Regions from separate parts of the Mus musculus genome. Here region 2 is linked to region 1. Evidence: chromatin loops called from intact Hi-C (ENCODE). Cell type or tissue: gastrocnemius. All regions are shown on one strand. Each heading gives the region's core, and the rest is flanking DNA. Links, peaks and the distances in the headings are about the cores only. Region 1 overlaps Wnt5b (wingless-type MMTV integration site family, member 5B). Region 2 overlaps Adipor2 (adiponectin receptor 2).

Evidence for each region. Hi-C counts contacts between places; a loop is a spot of excess contacts. Peaks named below come from ENCODE experiments on the same cell type or tissue, not always from the same donor. Only the 100,000 strongest peaks of a DNase experiment are listed, where the experiment ranks them.
Region 2: a loop joins it to region 1, with 4 times the contacts of the local background. A loop is called at or near these places in 15 of 42 quality-filtered maps.

Annotation. Positions count from the first base shown.
Region 1 is chr6:119,424,919-119,434,287 of GRCm38, forward strand. Wnt5b (wingless-type MMTV integration site family, member 5B) reads right to left here. Exons shown (of 5, transcript NM_009525.3): 5 at 7,613-8,938. The coding sequence ends at 8,480. Among named protein-coding and RNA genes, the nearest start is that of Gm40397, 38 kb to the right of the region's middle. In gastrocnemius, for the core only: CTCF peaks have their summits at 3,858 (motif pointing right) and 5,815; DNase peaks (open chromatin) are centred at 3,862 and 5,827.
Region 2 is chr6:119,358,789-119,368,441 of GRCm38, forward strand. Adipor2 (adiponectin receptor 2) reads right to left here. Exons shown (of 8, transcript NM_001355692.1): 3 at 6,473-6,592; 4 at 3,040-3,211; 5 at 563-749; 6 at 134-321. Among named protein-coding and RNA genes, the nearest start is that of Adipor2, 25 kb to the right of the region's middle. In gastrocnemius, for the core only: no CTCF peak of the experiment used is centred there; no DNase peak of the experiment used is centred there; H3K27ac peaks cover 1,080 bases.

The DNA of each region.
Region 1 (9,369 bases), core at 1,370-9,369:
TGGTATGCTCCTTCCTGGGGAAGAGAATCTTTTCTGTCCCCAGCTTTCGTTAGTCCCCTGTGGTTCTCTGCATAGAGATGAGGCCTTATGGTCTTTCCCCATACAGCTGGACATGCTTGTTGGTATCCTCCGTGTTCAGCTCACATTTGGGCGCTCATGTTGTTGAGACCTTGTGGGTGTAGCTTCTTTTTTAATTAATTAATCAATTATTTTATTAATTAATTACTTTTTTAGATCTTAGAATTGTATTCAGAGTTGACCGTAATTTTACAACGATTTTGTTTTTCCCGGCACTGTCAGCCCCCTGAGCCCCCACACGTTCCCTTTCTGCTGGTTTTGTGGTTGGAACAGCTGAAGAGGGAGATACACAGGGTGCAGGGTCAGCGTGGGCCTCAAGCTCAGCCACAGGCTTGCTGTTTCTTCGGGAAGCAGCATTCTCACGGCTGTCTTCACTGGACTCGGCAGCTTCAGCTGGTGATGGAAAGGGTGAACGATTTTCAGCACCTTCACTCTCTTCTGGATTTTCCTCCTCATTTGAGGCTTCAGTGTCGTCTTCATCCTCTTGGGTAGAAACAGTGGAAGCAGCATTTTCACACTGAGACACATCTCATCCCTCACGGGGTTTCCTGACGCTTTCTGTTTATGTCGCTGCAAAAGGTCGTCAAGATTACACCGTCTTTTATAGTTGGGTGTAGCTTCTGATGTTACTAGAAGACAGAGTCTCACAGCAAACTCTTGATAGGCTGGAGTTTTTCTGCCTACTCTTCCACGATGTTCCCTAAACCTGAGGTGTGGGGGTGTCTTGTAGATGTATTTATCAGGACTGGGTTCCACAGCTCTGTGTTTTTTTGTTTGTTTGTTTTGGTTTTTGGTTTTTCAAGACAGGGTTTCTCTGTGTAGCCCTGGCTGTCCTGGAACTCACTCTGTAGACCAGGCTGGCCTCGAACTCAGAAATCTGCCTGTCTCTGCCTCCCGAGTGCTGGGATTAAAAGCGTGTGCCACCACGCCTGGCTTACCTCTGTGTTTTGATTGGTTGTGGTTTTCTGTGCTGGTCTCTATGTATTACGAGAAGTTTCCATAATGAGGGGCAAGGGCTACCCTTGCCTCTGGGTATAAGGACCAAGGTTTACCAATTGTTGTTAGGGAGTGTGCTGGTTCAGTAAATTCGTGGTTGTACATTCTCCTGCAGTAACCATGATATCGATAGCTCTGAGTAGTTAGCTAGGTTCTCAGTACCAGGCATAGTACTCTTGTTAATTGAGTCTTTAGTCCAATTAGACAGGAGTTGGGTATTACTAAAATAAGCATACCACCCATAGCGTTGTGGTGCCACACTGGTTGTTGGCATGGTTTATTGGTGTCACAGCTGGGTAGGACATTTGGTTGCTTCCCTCCGTTGGAAACTTTCACGGCACTTTCTGGTACCACGAAAGGCAGTCCTCAGGAAAAGATGTTCAGGTCAGTTCCAGCTCAGGAGTCTCGGGGCTGTTTATGAAATGCATGTTAGCTTCAGCAATAGAAACCTTGCACCTCGGGGGGCGGGGCGGGGGTAACCAAGAGAAACAGCAATAGACTGTATGCTCTGAGAGTCTCTCGGACAGCCCTGACCAACGACTCAAAAGAGGATCATGTCTGGCATAATTGTTTTTTGTTAGGTGGCCTTTGGCTTTTGGAGGGAGCACTATCAGCCCAGAAGAGAAAAGTTGGTGAGAACTATAGATGTATATTTATACAATGAATTATGTGTATTATAGTTTTTCAAAAGATAAATAGGAAATAGTCTGAAAAAGCCATATGTTCATATTGTTATTTTACCCAGCTCCCTCCTTCTCTTGTATTTTCCTCCCTCTTCCTTTCCTGGGTAGCCTCCCCTTTCCCATTCCCCCTATCAGGCTATTTTGCTGTGTTTAAAGATGGTATTGCTAGCCGGGCGTGGTGGCACACGCCTTGAATCCCAGCACTCGGGAGGCAGAGACAGGCGGATTTCTGAGTTCGAGGCTAGCCTGGTCTACAGAGTGAGTTCCAGAACAGCCAGGGCTACACAGAGAAACCCTGTCTCAAAAATGTTTGCTGTGTGGCTCTAGATGGCCTCAGACTTACAGCACTCCTACTGCTTCAAGCCCCCAAGTGCTGGGATTCCAGGCAGACACCACCACCCTTGGCCTGTGGGTTTGTTAAGCACACAGTCCAGGTTTCCAGTGTCAGGGTTGTTGATGACAAAAAACAGGCAGCTTAGGAGATTTTCCTGAGAGTCTTTGTCTACCAGTCTGCTGGCAAAAGTCCTGCTGGGAGCTACTGGAACTGTGGGGTGCCTCTTGAGCTGTGGACTTTCAGGTGTAGCCAGTTCTGGGTGTGTTGCCTGCTTTGTTTTACAATCTGTGCTGCAAGGCTATACTTTTTCTGGGCTGCCTATTTTTCCAGAGCTAGACAAGCCAGATCAAAGACGCAGGCTGTAATAAATAGGCTGTGGTTGGTCCATTTGCAGTATGAGATGGGCTTAGAGTTTATCAGAGCAACAGAAAAGTAGAAAGCACCAGGCCCCTCTCTTCTCCAGCTGGCAGCTGCTGCCTGCTTGTCTTAGAACTCTGAGAGTTGGAAAGTTAAGAGTTAGTCTGCTACATGACTGAGCCCAAGGTCAAAAATGGAGCAGTCTTAAGCCCTAAGTTATTCATTATATGAGACTCTGTGTCCTTAAACTGATGAGATGGGGAATTTGAAGGAGATATAAGATTCTGCCTATGGGAAGAAGGTGGCAGAAATTTCTTGGGGTGCAGGCTTTAAAAACCACTGTCTCGTGTCAAATCAGCTTATCAGACATTTTGTCTTTTCTCTGCCTGCATCCTTTCTGTCTAATGGCATATTGAAACCTGCTTCAGCCGTCCATCCCAGCACTCGAAAGGCAGCGTTGGTGGTTCAAGGCCAGTCTGGTCTACCTAGCAAGTTCCAGGCCAGCCAGAGACATAGAGAGACCTTGTCTCAAACCGGCTTCATGTTCACCGGTCTTTTGGATTTGTTGTTATTTCCAACAACACCAAGCTTAGGACTCAGGCTAGCCCACCCCACAAGTCTCCCTCCTTGTGACATGACATGGGCCCAGCTGTGCACAGGGAGATTAAACACTGTGCCAAGACTCTTTAGCAATGGGCTAGTTTCATTTACTTAAGTAGTTAATCTGGTACCGTGTGTTTTCTTTCCCAGATCTAGTCTCGAGTAGACATTAGCAATGAACTTTAGATCTCATCTCAGATTTGTGAGAACAGGAGGTAGGTACTAGTCTAGTGTGGAAGGGACTCCAGACAGCAGCTCTCAGAATGCCCTTGCTCAAGGCCATGGTCACCAGAAGAGAAAGCTCCGGCCCCTTGTTAGCTCTTTGCCTGCTGTCTCATGTGATTTTACTCATTTTTGGTGTTAGGGACAAAACACAGAGCTTCGTGTGTTAGGCAAATGCTCTACTTCTGAAATACACCTCCACCAACATTTACAGTATTTATTTATTTATTTATTTATTTATTTTGTCAGAGTTTCTCTCTGTAGCCTTCAAAGTCCTGGAACGTTTCTGCCTCCAGAGTGCTGAGATCAAAGGTGTGCACTAACACTATCCAGTCAATTTATTTATTTATTTATTTATTTATTTATTTATTTGGATTTTTTTCAAAACAGGGTTTCTCTGTGTAGCCCTGGATGTCCTGGAACTCACTCTGTAGACCAGGCTGACCTGGAACTCAGAAATCCACCTGCCTCTGCCTCCCAAGTGGAATTTTATTATTTTTAATTTTTAAATTTATCTTTTATCTGTATGGGTGTTTTACCTGCACGTATGTCTGTGTACTGTGTATGTGTAGTACCCGAGGAGGCCAGAAGAGGGCACTGGATCCTAAAGAACTAGAGTTACAGGGGATTGTGAGCCACCATGTTCTGGTGCTGGGAATCGAACCCAGATCCTCTGAGAGAGCATCCACTGAGCTGTCTCTCCAGCAGCCACTTAGGAGTTTGGAAGACTCACTATTTCTAACACCTCAGACATGGAAGACAATGCCAAGACAGTTCTCTTCCTGTAAACCTTGGAGAAGTGGCCTCACAGAGTGTGCTCATGGGTCTGGTATAAAATAAGGCTCTTCTGGTATGTCGTGCTGAAAGAGTCTCACCCACTGAGCATTAGCGAGTGACCTCCTGCCCTGGACACTGACTCCCCTAGATTAGCTTTCCATTGTTCTTCTTGTTGCTTCAAAACCTATCTCAGTCCACTAGTCTGTCCTTTGGGGGAGCGACAGTTTTCACCTGCTCTAAGCCCATCCAGCAACTCCAGGCGTGGGAGCTCAAGTCCCCCTGGCCAGGTACTCCTAAGCAAGCAAACTTTCTCCATCACTCTTTCCTCTCAAAAATCACGTTATCAATAAGGACAGATCACAGAACACAGCCAGAGACTTAGTGGAAAACAGGGTCTCTGGCTTCAGGTGCCCTCAGCAGGAGAGACAGAGCGGGCTGTTCACACCGAGGACCGTTTTGTGAGGTAACGGTCGTTGCTTAATCCGAGTCTGAGCCTGGCCCGTGAGAAGTGCGTAGGTGGTAGTGGTACACTGCCCTGCAGAGAGAACTACACAGGAGGTGCAAGGAGCAGCGGGCACCAAGTGAGCCCTTGATCCGTGCCAGCTATAACCTGCTTGCCGAAAGAACCCTCAAGTCTACAAACCATCCAGATGTCTGGAGGAAGTGACTTAGGGCCTGGGAACAAGCCCAACCATGGCCACGGACACAACTTCGGCAACTACATAACAGGTTCCAGGCTATCCAGGGCTACACAGAGACCCTGTCTGAAAAAAAAGAAAAAAAAAAAGAAAGAAAGAAAGTTAATTAAATCGATTTGATAATTCCACACATGTACAAAATGCATTCTTTTGTGTGTGTTGTTTGGAACAGGATTGCACTGTGTAACCCTGGATGTTTTGGAAGTCACTACATAGACCAGGCTGCCCTCAAACTCACAGAAATCTGCCTTCCTTGGCCTCCTGAGCACTGAGATTACAGACCTACACAGCCACTGCCCAGCTAAAGCACTCTTTTTTTGTTTTGTTTTGTTTTGTTTTGTTTTGTTTTGTTTTTCGAGACAGGGTTTCTCTGTGTAGCCCTGGCTGTCCTGGAACTCACTCTGTAGACCAGGCTGGCCTCGAACTCAGAAATCTGCCTGCCTCTGCCTCCCAAGTGCTGGGATTAAAGGCGTGTGCCACCACTGTTTAAAGCACTCTTGTTACTTTCGCCTCTCTCCTCTCTTCTGCCTCTCACCCGTCTATCCTCCCTGTCCCGGCTACAATCCAGTCTTCACATTCACACCTTTTGCTTTGTTGTGTGACCCGCTGTTTAACCAAAGCCGTCTGTTTGAGCATAGGTTTGAACTGTCCATAGAAGACTAAGTCGACTCCCAAGTGGGTACACAACAGAAGATACTGACTCTCCACCTCCCAGAGTCTACCTGAAGCCAGGAGGCCCCATGAGTTTCTCTTGTATCCATGATTGACTGCTGACCAGACCACTCTTACACAGGCCTGGTGCAGGAGAGGGATGTTGGGAGTTTATGGTTGCAATGGCTTGTGCCATGCCCAGAAGATGGCATTTCTTAGTCCTTCTTACTATCTTACTTAGCTTCTGGATCTTATATCCTTCTCATCCACTGAGCTTTAGAGAGGAAACACGTAAATGTCTTATGTAGGCCTGAGCATTCAACTGCCACTTAGTCTAGGTACTTGAAACTGGTCAACTTTTGAACCAAGGTGTGAGTCACAGACTTTAGACTTGATGGCACAGTGACACTCAGTGGACAAATGAAGAGCTGCATGCTAGTCCCTCATGGGTATTGGAATTTTTCCAGCCGTGAGCCATGCTGGAGCAAGAATGTTCCAAGGGCCCATGTTCTCTGTTACCTAATCAGGTCCACTCTAACATTCCTTATTGAGTTCAATAATAAGCTGAAAGGACACCTTGCATTCTATAAGTGAGCAGAGTTATTTCCTACTACCCAGTCATGTAATCCCTGCCCACAACCTAAGAGAGGAAGCTTGGACATCTTGTGCTCCTTAAAGGACCAAAGGCCAGGGGATGTAGTTAGTCTAGTAGTTTAGTTTAGACTAGCATGTATGGTGCCCTAGGTTAGATTCTAGCATCAGAGGGGGGAAAATGGACAAAAGACCCCTAGCTAAACTAAGTATGGTGCCACACACCTAAGGCAGGATGGTGGCAAGTTCAAAACCAGCCTGAGCTACAGGAAATCCCGTCTCAAAATAACAGGGAGCAAGGGGAACTAGCCAGAGGGTGTCAGTCAGTTTCCACATGCCCAATGTGGATTCTAGTTATGATTTACTGAAAAACCTTAACAATTTTTATTCATCCCAATTATTTCTTTTTTGAAAACTCTGACTTTGAAAAACTAGAAAAATAAGGTCTATTATAGTTTGGATACACAATGTCATCTGTTTGTATGTCATTGGATACAGGCTCACTTGTCTGAACACTCGCTTGGTCCCCCGCTGCTGGTGTTATTTAGGGACATTGCAGAAACTCTGGGAGGTGGGCCTTCCTGGAAGTTTGGATCTCTGTGGGGTGGGTCTTAGGGTCTATAGTTTAGCCTGCTCCTGTCCTAGCTGCTTCCTTGTCCACAGAGATGTGAGCAAGCAAACTCACACTGCAGCTGCCGCAGCCTCAAGCTGTTCCAAACCAGGCGCCAAAACAAAGTCTCCCTTAAGCTGGTTACAACAGGGAAAGAATCCATACACTGCCAAGTGAAAACTGTCTTTAAATCATTCAGGAAAATTAATGGTCTTTCAAACAGAGTCCACAGGAAAATTAATGCATGCGTATGATCTTCCCACCCTCAGATTTCTATTTGATTTTAATTTAAGACAGGCTCTTACGGCTGGCCTTACTTGATCTCCTGTTCCAGATATCGTGGTCCACTACCACAGGCAGCAATCCAGAGAAGGCTACAGAGAGCGCCCTCCTGTATGTGCTTAACAAGGCTCAGCACACACATCTGCATTAAGCTGTTATGCTATGATGAAATGCTTCTTTTGGTCTCTGTAACTTGCTTATGTAGATACCCCAAGATTGTCTTGGATTGCTTAACTGGGCAGAACAGACCAGTTTTTGCTTGCTTGCTTGCTTGCTTGCTTGCTTGAGTAGCTATCGAAGGACTGGAAGGAGGGGAGGGAGGGGAAACTATGGTTGGAATGGAGGAGGGACTGGGAGGAGGGGAAGGAAGGGAAACTATGGTTGGAATGGAGGAGGGACTGGGAGGAGGGGAGGGAGGGGAAACTATGGTTGGAATGGAGGAGGGACTGGAAGGAGGGGAGGGAAGGTAAACTATGGTTGGAACGTAATATAAGAGAGAAGAATGAGAAATCTTTCCCTCACCTCCTTTTTCATGGCAACTTCAAATCTGGCTCATAGACTGTTCATCCTGCTAGCTCAATACATCTTTAATTACAATTGGATAGAGTCTATGATCTTTAACCCAGGATTCACAAACTCCATAACATCAGGATACCGTGGGTTTCATCCTTAGCATCAAAAATAAAATTTCAAATGAGATCACTGCTTGCCCAAATAAGGAGAGGGAGAGAAACCTCAGTAAAAAGATATTTAATGTCAAAGGGACGCTGTACATGTGGGCAGAGATGACAGTCTCACAGGCAGTTGACCTGACCTGCTAGCATGCCCTGTCATTCTCAAAGCCTCCCTTGACAGAGTGACAGCAGATTCCTGTCCTGTGCAACAGGCACTTGGTCCCCAGTCAAATCCCAGGTTTGCTCCACGTCTTCCTGGCTGTAGCAGGTGACAGAACCGTCTTTCTCTTGGCACAAGAGCTTGAGGCAGGAGCTGGTGACATTCTCATCAGAAGGCAGAGCCAGGGTCCAGGGAGGCCCAGATCTCTTACGGTCACCGGTTGGAGTGACTTGAGACCACTCCCCCATATTGGGGCAGGGGACTTTCCTGCAGTGTGTACTCAGATGAGAAAAGAAGGAAGTACAGAGCCCCTTCCCAAAGCTGGCTCCATTTTCAGGAAGACCTAGGCTACCATCCCGGTTATCAGGTCTTTCCACAGGGCCTCTGGGTCTCCTGGCCAGGGTCACAGACACTCATCTTCCCCACAGGACTGTAGATGTGGAATAAGTCCAGTTCCTTCATCTAATCCCCACCTGTCTCCTGGAGGCTATGGCGCACAGACACTCTCAAGCCCATGTCCCAAAAGTCCTGGCCAGAAAATGGGGAAAAGCCCGTTTCTCTCCCACTGGTTGTGGATTTCCAGCAAAATCCAGTCCTCACAGAGGGCCAGCATCTCCTAAGCTCTTCCTCTCCACTTTCTTCTCTTGATTATCTATCATCCATCCATCCATCCATTTGTACAAATATAAAATATATTTAGATAGATTTATATAATATAGACTTTTGTGAGGCGGAGAGGAGCGGCCTGAAGGCCCGTGTGGTGCAGTCACTTACAGACATACTGGTCCACAACCTCGGTGCATTTTTTGCATCTGACAAAGCAACACCAGTGGAACCTGCAGTGGCAGCGTTCCACCTGAACGCTCTTGAAGCGGTCATAGCCGCGGCCACAGCACATGAGCTCGCAGCCGTCCATGCCCTCTGAGGTCTTGTTGCAGAGGCGACCCTGGGTGCCCAGGGAGCCTGTGGTCTCATTACGCAGGCAGTAGTCAGGACTGGGGTCCACGTAGACCAGGTCCTCTGGGGTGGGCTGGTTGAAGCGGCTGTTGGCCAGCTCCAGCTTGCCCTGGCGGGTGATGCGCATGGCCGCGGCGCTGTCGTACTTCTCCTTCAAACGGTCCCCCACCTTGCGGAACTCGGCCAGCTGGAGCCAGCAGGTCTTGAGGCTGCAGGACCCGGAGACTCCGTGACATTTGCAGGCGACATCAGCCATCTTATACACGGCCTGGGGGAGGAGAAGAATGAGAATAACTAAGGAGAATCCTTCAAGCAAATGAAGAGGCAGGCCAGTGAATTCAGCAGGAAAAGGGGCTTGCTGCCAGGCCTGACAATCTGAGTTCGAGTCCCAGAGCTTACATGATAGGAGAGAAACAACTCCTACAGTACTCCCAAATATCATCTTCAAAAGTTGTTTTTAAGCTGGGCATGGTGGCGCACGCCTTTAATCCCAGCACTCGGGAGGCAGAGGCAGGTGCATTTCTGAGTTCGAAGCCAGCCTGGTCTACAAAGTGAGTTCCAGGACAGCCAGGGCTATACAGAGAAACCCTGTCTCAAAAACAAACAAACAAACAAACAAACAAAACCAACCAAACAAACAAACACCAAAAGTTGTTTTTAGAGCCGGGCTGGGGGGTTTATGCCTTTGATTCCAGCACT
Region 2 (9,653 bases), core at 456-8,455, 67 kb before region 1:
TAACTGAGCACCAGGTCAGAAGCCTAAGGACAAGCAGGACAGTTACTGTGTCTCTGCACTGAAAAGCACAGCCTCTGATTCTAATGGTGCACCTTGAATGACCGGTGATAACTGCACACTCACATGCACTCACCTGCTCTGACCCCCCGATACTGAGGGGTGGCAAACATGTCCCACTGAGAGACGATAATGGCTGCAATGCCCAGCACACAGATGACAATCAGGTAGATGAAGCAAGGTTGTGGGTTACAGTAGAAAGAATAATAAAGCCAAGGAACAAAACTTCCCATGATCAGAAGAGCAATACCAGAGTAATCCAATCTAGGATTAAAATTTAAAAGAACTTCATTTAATGCTAAAAATTATTATCCATTATAGGCTCCAATTAATCCCCCATGACTTATGACATCAGCAACAACTAAGAAACAAACTGTTGGTATCATTCAAAAAGGACGGAGTTTGTATGTGGTAGCGTCAAGAATCTTGCCAGCTCTGCTGGAGGCTGTTCCTGCCCCACTGCCCCTAAAGCACGGCTGCTAACAAGGGCATCGTGAATACTTACTTAGAGAAGAGTCGGGAGACCCCTTCTGAGTGGCAGTACACCGTGTGGAAGAGCCATGAAAAGGAAAGGCAGAGAATGGCTCCCAAGAAGAACAAGCCAAAGACCACTTTCTCTTGCAGAGGGGCCACAAAAGATATATTTGGGCGAAACATATAAAAGATCCCCAGGCACAGGAAGAATACACAACCTAGGAAAAGAATGCAAGCAATGGATAAAATGCTCTCTGACAGGATAGTGTTGTACACCGCATTTTCAAAATTTCCCAGAAGCAATAATACTAAAACCATAAATTCTGTGAGGAAAAAAAATCTAAACAAAATGTTTATCCAAGATTTTAGTTTCCTTCCAATGCTGCTGGTGTCATATACCATCATAAACTTTGAGCATAAATAATATAGTAACTAGCTGAGGATGTAGTGAGTGCTTCCCAGCGTGCACAAAGGTATGGTGGCACACACCTTAATCCCAGCACTTGGGAGGAAGCAGGAGAATTACAAATTCAAAGCCACCCTCAGCAACAGAGGAATCTGAGGTAGCCTGGGATCTATAAGGCTCTGAGAAAGAAAACAAGGTGGGGTGGGGAAGATAATCTCTCATTCATCTAAGGACCACAATCCAACAAGAAGCCAGAGAGGACAGTTACCTCTTAAGAGTTAAGCTGACCTGCTACTTACGAAGTTCTCACACATACGCTTAGAGGTGCTTTCAAAGCTCTACTTTACATCTGTTTATGGATGCTCAAGAATCCTGTGCTGTTCCTCTGGTCCTTACTAGCTGTCCCAGTACATCACTGTCACAAACTCCATACCTAGCCATTTGCTTTGTTTGAGAATGGGTCTCAGTACTATGTAGTCCTGGCTAGCCTGGAGTTCACGCTGCATAGACCAGGCTGGGCCTCTGTCTCTTGAGTGCTGGGATTAAAAGCGTGTGGCCACCACTATAGCTTTTACACCAAGCTTTTGTTGTTCGGGTGTTGGGGTTTGTGGGGTTTGTTCTGTGCTAGAGACTGAACTCAAGACCTCATAACATGCTAGGCGAGCACTCACCACTGAGCGGCCCTCCTTTTGAGATTTTTAAGAAAGATTTCTCTATTGTTATGTGTATGGGCATTTTGCCTACATGGATCTCCTTCCTGTAGTCACAGATGGTTTGTCACTTCCCCTTTTCTGTTTGTTTTTTTGTTTTGTTTTGTTTTTTGAGACAGAGTTTCTCTGTATAGCCCTGGCTGTCCTGGAACTCACTTTGTAGACCAGGCTGACCTCAAACTCAGAAATCCGCCTGCCTCTGCCTCCCGAGTGCTGGGATTAAAGGCGTGTGCCACCATGCCCAGCCCCATTTTCTTGATCATAGCAATCCTGGAGCGAGTAAAATGGTCTCTCACTGTACTTCTTTGTATCTGTCTTGTAGTTCCCTAAATGACTGATAAAAATTACCTTTCCAAGTACATGTTTGTCGCCTATATACCTTCTCTAGAAATGTCTACAAGAAGCTTTACTGCCCCTCACAAAAGGGTGGGCTGTTTATACTGTTTGCTTACAAGAGTCCTGTGGTAGACTAGATAGAACATGACTTGCAAATATTCTCTCACTCTGGGGGTTCCTTTTAACTTTCTTGACAATATTCTTTAACAAACATATTTTTTTAACTTTGACAAAATCCAATTTCTTCTTTCTTTGGCTACATGTACTTTAGGTATCAATTCTAAGAAACCTTTACCTAACCCAGGTCCCAAGGACTTCCGTCTGTGTTTTCCTTGGGGCTGATACAGAACTTTATCTGTTCAGCACAGTCTCACTCCATATCACAGGCTGACCTGATACAATCCTGTCCCTCCTCCCAGGGTCAGAATTAGACATGCACAGCCATGTCTCACCCACTTCATTCTTCTTTATCGTGGCTACCTAAGCTGCACTGTTCTTTTTACTGAAAGATTAACCTTTGTCCCACTGTATTCTTTATTTAGTTCTACAAAAATCATAATGGAAAAATATCAGTTTCATATTCTATTCAGATCAAATAAAATGTAACTATAACTAATCTAAGTAATGACTGAAAAGAAACCTGCTCAAACTTTCTAAACACCTTGCTCTTGCTGCTTGTTGGGATACTGTGTATCTTCTATAGCAATTCTTGCCTTGCCTTTGAGGCCACTGTGTCAAGACCTAGGGAGGAGGCAGGCAAGAGTTACATAGCTGCCTGGAAGGGGCAGAGGAAGGGTCATGAAGTCCAGACTAGCCTGGGATACTGTAAGACCCTATCTCAAAACAAAACTCTAGGAGAGAAAAGATGAGTTGGTTTTAACAAAGTCACAGCACACGTTAGGATTATCAAAGGGTAAACCAATAAGAAATCATTACTGAAAATCCGAGGGAGAGAAATTCTATCATATTTTTCGAGTGCTATACTTATACATGAAAATCAGAAAAACTAAGTCAATCACTAATTTCATTATACCACTGACCACCAGCATTACATACCTAGGAGATGTGTCCAAATGTTGCCCGTCTCTGTGTGTATTCTAAAAATGCTCTTAAAACAGGCCCGAAAGGAAGGCATAGGAGGCCGGTGTCCATGGAGAAGGAAGTCATTATCCTTAAGCCAATCCGGTAGCACATCGTGAGGGATCACTCGCCATCGGCCTTCCCACACCTAGTGTGCATTGAAGAAGGTTATCAAACATACCTGTGACTTTAGCTGTCATTTAGCAACACTTCCCAAACAACCTTTACCATAACATCTTATACTATTTAAAATAAAATGGACTGACAAAAAAATGTATTTCTAAATGGTAGGCTTTGTTAAGAACAGTAAAACGTAAAAAAATATACCAAATTATACCCTAAAGGACTTTTGTTTTAGTCCAGCTAAAGGAATGAGGAATTCAAAGCCCCAGATACACAGACCTTCATCAGGGACAGCAGATGTTACCTGGGGGGGGGGGGGGGGGGGGGGGGAATCAGTCCTTAAATATGACTATTTTTTACTTAATGTTCTTGTTGATACAAAGAATCACAGTTTTATGTCTTATCCTAAAATGCCTCCCCTCTTCTTTCTGCTACAAGTGTTAAATGGAAAAGGTACAAGTTAGGAAATTTGGGGTCTCTGTTATTGACTAGTTTGAGCTTAGTCAGTCATAAAAATCTCCAAGGCTAATCCCAGCGCTCGGGAGGCAGAGACAGATAGATTTCTGAGTTTGAGGCCAGCCTGGTCTACAGAGTGAGTTCCAGGACAGCCAGGGCTACACAGAGAAACCTTGTCTGGAAAATCAAAAATGGGAAAAAAAATCTCCAAGGCTTAGTTTCCTTGCCTATAAAATAAGGATAACAGCATTCACCTAATGAATCTTGAGGATCATCAGACAAATGTCATACAGACCTCGCAAGTGTATACTGATAGCATGAGCATGCTCTGGGTTGATTCCCCCTGGGTTGGATGCACCTTTCTATTTTTAATCCCCTGGCAAAAGGACGGCCTCTGCGCAATCAGAACTGCATCCACCCCGGGACCTCCTGGGAAGGGGAAGGACCTTTACACTGCGTACACTACCTCCTAACAAAGTCTGTTCACTGCACTTTATTTATCTTAACCCTAATATCTCAGCCCAAACCTCACACCATGATGATCAACTTCACCCAGAATCCAGCAGCAAAGGAGAAGAGTTCCCACTACTGTGCCCACAGTGCTTCCATCGATACACTATAAAGCCAGATCCAATTACAAATTATCAGGACTCGACCCCTTCCCACTATGTCTCAGAGTTCTTGGAACAAAGCAAACAGCTAAGCCTCACAAACTGGACTCTCTTCCCCACTATTCAGAAAGACTGTCACTTGCCCACTACTGTGCCCCTTCCACAACCTGTCTCCTATTCTCTGCCCTTTAGTTCCTTACTGACAACTATAAAAAGCTTTCCTTTATGTGAAACTTCTATTCTCCCAAGGCAAGTGCCAACTTGAGAACAGGTGCAACCCTACCTATTAAAACAGTCTCATGTCTTATCCCTTTCCCCACTTCCCCTCCTTTTGCCTCTCTCACCTTCCAGTTCAAAACTCAAGGCCTACGCTCACTCAGCTAACCTGGCCAATCCATGTATATTCTTAAAGTAAAGTAAAATAGCCAAGATGACGCTCATCTTGCCTGTTTCCTGCTACTACTTCAGTTGTCCCATGTAGCACAGAGGACTGCTTCCAAGACCTCCTGTGGACAAAAAATTCTGCAGATGCCCAAGTCCTTGAATAAAATGGCACAATGCAAAAAAAAAAAATATATATGTATATATATATGTATATATATATATTTGTGCATATTATTTTCTAAATATTTTTATTCTTCTTTTAAAATTTATTTTCCTCACACAGGGTCTCACTATACTGCTTAAGTTGGCTGTGAATTCATGGACTAAAGTGATCCTCCTATCTTAAGACCATCAAGAAGCTAAAACGATGCAATACGCTGAGTAAGGGAAAAGGAGACAACACCAGCCACTTCCCTCTCAAGATATAAAAAAGAACTTATACGTGTACACACGTACACACATACACATGTACACACACACACACACACACACACACACACACACACGAACACAGGAGTGAGAGAGGGAGAAAGACTTGAAAGACTTACACTGACTTGAGATCATACCTAGTTGTGAAAGTTAGTTTTGTGGCCTTGATAGAATCTAGAATCACCAACAAGAGATTCTCATTGAGAGATTATCTAGATCAGCTTGACCTGTGGGCATGTCTGTGGGAGACTTATCTTGATTTCATTAACTAAGCTGATTTTATAACTTGATTATATTAACTGAGAAGGCCTGTCCCTTGGTTTGGGTCCTGAACAGAAATTGGTACCAGAAGTGGAATAGCTGCTGCGATGGACCTGACTGATTCTTACTCCATCTGAATTAGTTTTTGTATGTTTTTACTGGAATGTAGAAGCATTTAAGAATCACAAGCTAAAAAAACCATCAAATGCTGGACACAAAACTTACTAAGTTGTCCTTGTGGGAACTTGGGAGAATGCTGAGAGAAATACAAACAGTGGAGGCTCAGTTTATGAGCTCTCAGAGGGTATCAAGAATTCTACCAAGAACTTGCATAGGGGCCATTAATGGGATATTTGACCAAGAATCTGGCTTTATTCTGCCCAGGTCCTGAGAATCTAAGTGAAGCTGGTTTCCCTATAAATAATAAACTATAACTTAAAATTATGGGCTAAAATAAAATCTTTCTCCCTTAGGTTGCTTTTTATCAGAATATTTCAATAACAGCAAAACGAAACCAACCAGGATACTGCCCAAAGCACTCGCTTATCTAACTAAAAATCCTATTAGTCTTTCTTTTTATCCCCAACAAGTAACTTCAATTCTACCTATCATTAAAAAACAAAACAAATAAACAAAAAACCTACAATGGATTCTAGAGACTCAATGAGTCACAAAACCATTTAAGAGCTGCATAGAAAATACTAAATGGGGGGCGGGGTTAAAAAAAAAAAAAGAAGAAAATACTAAATGTACATGAAATTTTTGAAATTTCTACCGCAGCAGCTTGGTTATCCATAGACACTCTAGAAATAGTAACTATAGAACAGATTTCGGTATGGCTTTTTAATAACTCTAGCACAACCCGTCCAAATTGCTCATCCTGTCTCATTTAATCTACATTTACTCTTCTAACCTTCATCAGGAGAGATTTATATCCCAATGGGACAGTCGAGGTATATTAAGAACTTTATCAATGTATTTTACAAACGTGTCTTGAACAAAGCTGAAGTCAGGAGACTTCCTTGTCCTCACTTGCATGGATTTTCCCCTAAGCAGAGCAAGAGGCAAAGGACTGCCACTTTCTTTCAGTGTCTGTCTGCGAAAGGCTAAATAGCAAAAGAAAGCCTAAGAAACTGTAAGCTTACCTTACAAACAAACTCTTCCATTCGTTCCATAGCATGATGGGCCTGTAGGAGCGGGGACATGCCCATAAACCCTTCATCTTCCTGGGAATTGTCATCATGACACTCGGGCTCCTCCGGGCTCTGTAAAGACATCACAGCAACAGTCAATGGCAGGATCAATCAACATGCTTTCCTTGCAATTACAAAGGTTTTAAAGTCAACCATCAACAATACAGTAGGCAGTAGGCTCATTGTAAAAGTATTCATGTTAAAAATGAAGTTGGCCATGATGGTGTACACCTTTAATCCCAGTGGAGATAAGCAGAGCTCTGTGAGTTTCAGGCCAGTCAGGGCTACATAGCTGACATCCTTTCTCAAAGAAAAAGACCAAAACCAAAATAACACAAAACAAAACCACTTTTCTCGACTCTGACAGGTTAACAGCTGCCTATCATAGCCTCACTTCTATGCTCACTTCACAGTCCGGTCCTCAAATAGTTTATTAGTTTCCTTTAGTTTGACTTCCATAGGCCAGTTGAGCTGAATGACCTGAATTTGATCCCTGTACCACAGAATCATAGATGGAGACCTGAAAGGTTATCTGCTAACCTCCACATGTGTAGCCTGGCACGTGTGCCCCTCCCCCTGCACACAAATAATTTTAAAGACCTCTGACAAAGTTCAACATCTAGAAGAAACTAACTGAGGCAGGCCAACTGGGCTATATAATAGGACGAACGGACAGACGGACGGATGGACGGATGGACGGACGGAAGGAAGGAAGAGACGAAGGGAGGAGAGGGGAGGGGAGGAAGAGGAAGAGGAAGAAGAGAGAAGGAAAAGGAAGAAGGAAGAAGAGGAAGAAGTAGTATTACTATTGTTGTTGTTGTTGTTATTCTACTTGTTGTTGTTGTTGTTGTTATTCTACTTCCAGACCTCAGTTTAGAGGCTCAGGAGACAGCTTAGTCAGCACCAACCTGGGCTGCATGAGTCCTTCTCAAAACCAACACCAGCAGCAGTAACTCTTGGCACAAGTTATATCATGTACAGCATCCACCACTACCTACTGGCAGCTCATTCAACCTCCAGGATTTAAATTTACTGACATTTTTAAGAAATGGCATACTTTCTAAAGTTCTTTTTCCTTCACACAAGGAACACACATTTATATTCCTCTAAAGTTTGCTATTTCAGAAAGAGCCTCTTCTAACCTTCTTTGGGTCTTGATTTTTAAGAAATAAGCACTTGCCAAGAGTGGTGGCACACACCTTTAATCACAGCACTGGAGAAGGCAGAAGCAGATGGAGTTCAAGGCCAGTCTGGTCTACATGGTGAGTTCCAGGCTAGCTAGGGCTACACAGTAAGACCCTATCTTATAAATAAAACATAAATATGATTAAAAAAAAATCACCATTCATTTTTATCTCTAGTGCCAGGCTGCGGGCATCTGACTCTGAGAGGACAGCAATCATCTCCTTACAATGACAGTCAGGCCAAGGTGCAGAGCCGCTGGCTCATTCCTCAACAGTCACCTGTCGGGTGGCTGCAGCTCCTTTTCCTGAAGCACTGGGGGATAAGAAGCTACTGAAGGCCACCTGCAGCCACTCTAAGCCCCCGTCTGTCACCCCTTAGATCTTCACTTCACAGAAGCCTTCAGATGTCAGCTGCTCAGTGGGGTCAACATTCCCTGTGTTTAAGCTCAATTGTAGCTGAAAGCAAAACTGACTTTCACTTTCTAAGCTGGTTTCGTGGAAGAAAAGGTTAACCAATGGAAGCATCTTGCCAAGGTGTGGTCACGCCCTTCTCAGACCACGGTTACATCACTTTCTCCAGTCTGAGATGAAGGATCCACCTTCTACTAAGGTGCCCATAACCCAAGGGTGATCCTATAGGAAAAGTATCCAGGTGAGGAGTGGACAGGGCAGGCTGGACAAGACCTTAACTCATCCATAAGCAAAGAAACAGAGGATGCCAAGTTCCAGTAACAGACAAAGGCTCTCTCCATGCAGTGACCACCCACCTTCACTGTCCAAAATGGACAGGGCTGGCATGGGGACCTGGTGCCAGCAGAGGCCACAATTGAGAGAGCTGGAGGAAGAGCAGGACCAAGTAGATGGCCCTGGGAGCCACTTGGGGATGGGGTGATGTGACAGCCAGGAGCATGCTATCCTGCCAGCTCCTTGTGTTAGCCTCCAGAATAGAATCTTCCATAACACGCTCTAGTGTGCTGCCCTGTGGCTACTTTCCCACAATGATAAATTCACTCGGTGTGAGCCAATCCTGTACAGAGATAGCTTTGATAATCTCAGAAAGCAAACACTAGAGGGAGAGGGCAGGAAGCAACAGAAGAAGAGGCTGAGCAGTGCCTGAGGACACACAAGCTGCTCAAGCCCAGAACCAGGTCAGAGGAATCTTCTCAAGAAGGGCCATCCCCCTACTGCCCACCAGACTAATACAAAGGAAAGGTGGGGATAATCTGTGAAGAAGTATCTGAGAACAGTGGCCAAGCAGCATGCATAACCTATGACTGAGTACACTGGCATCCCAAACTACTGCCTATTTGTGTTAGAAACAAGGTGTATGAAGGACTCACTTCCAATTCACAGAAGTGACTTAAACACTAGGGAGAGCTAGAGTCTATCTATGTGATACGCACTTGCCTGGGTGTACAAAGCCCAGGGGCCAGCCCACAGCACCGTAAGTCCAAACCACACCATTCAAACCCAGCGTAGGGTATTTATTACTTTTTCTATTTAGAATGTGTTAAGTATGTTACAAAGGCCCAAGTCCATATTGACTCTGCTTCTTGTAGCTTAAATTGTTTGTTATTGCTGTTTGGTTTTGTTCAAAAAACAAAGAAATGAAAAATGGAAAATGAAAAAACAGAAAACTTTTTTTTCCACTTATCATCTTATGTATGAATACACACAGCACATGAGACCCCCACAAGCCAAAAACAGTTTTAACTTAAAAACTACTTAGATGTAACATATACATAGTATACAAAACTAGTTTCATCAAATCAAAGGTAGGTTTTCAGTCTTTCTGAGACAGGGTCTCACTATGTACCCCTGGCTGGCCTGAAACTTGTTCTGTAGACCAGGCTGGCCTAGAACTCAGAGAACTGCCAGCATCTGCCTCCTGAGTGCTCCACCATACTTGACTATGGTTTTAATTTAGTTTAAATATGTATTGCCACATA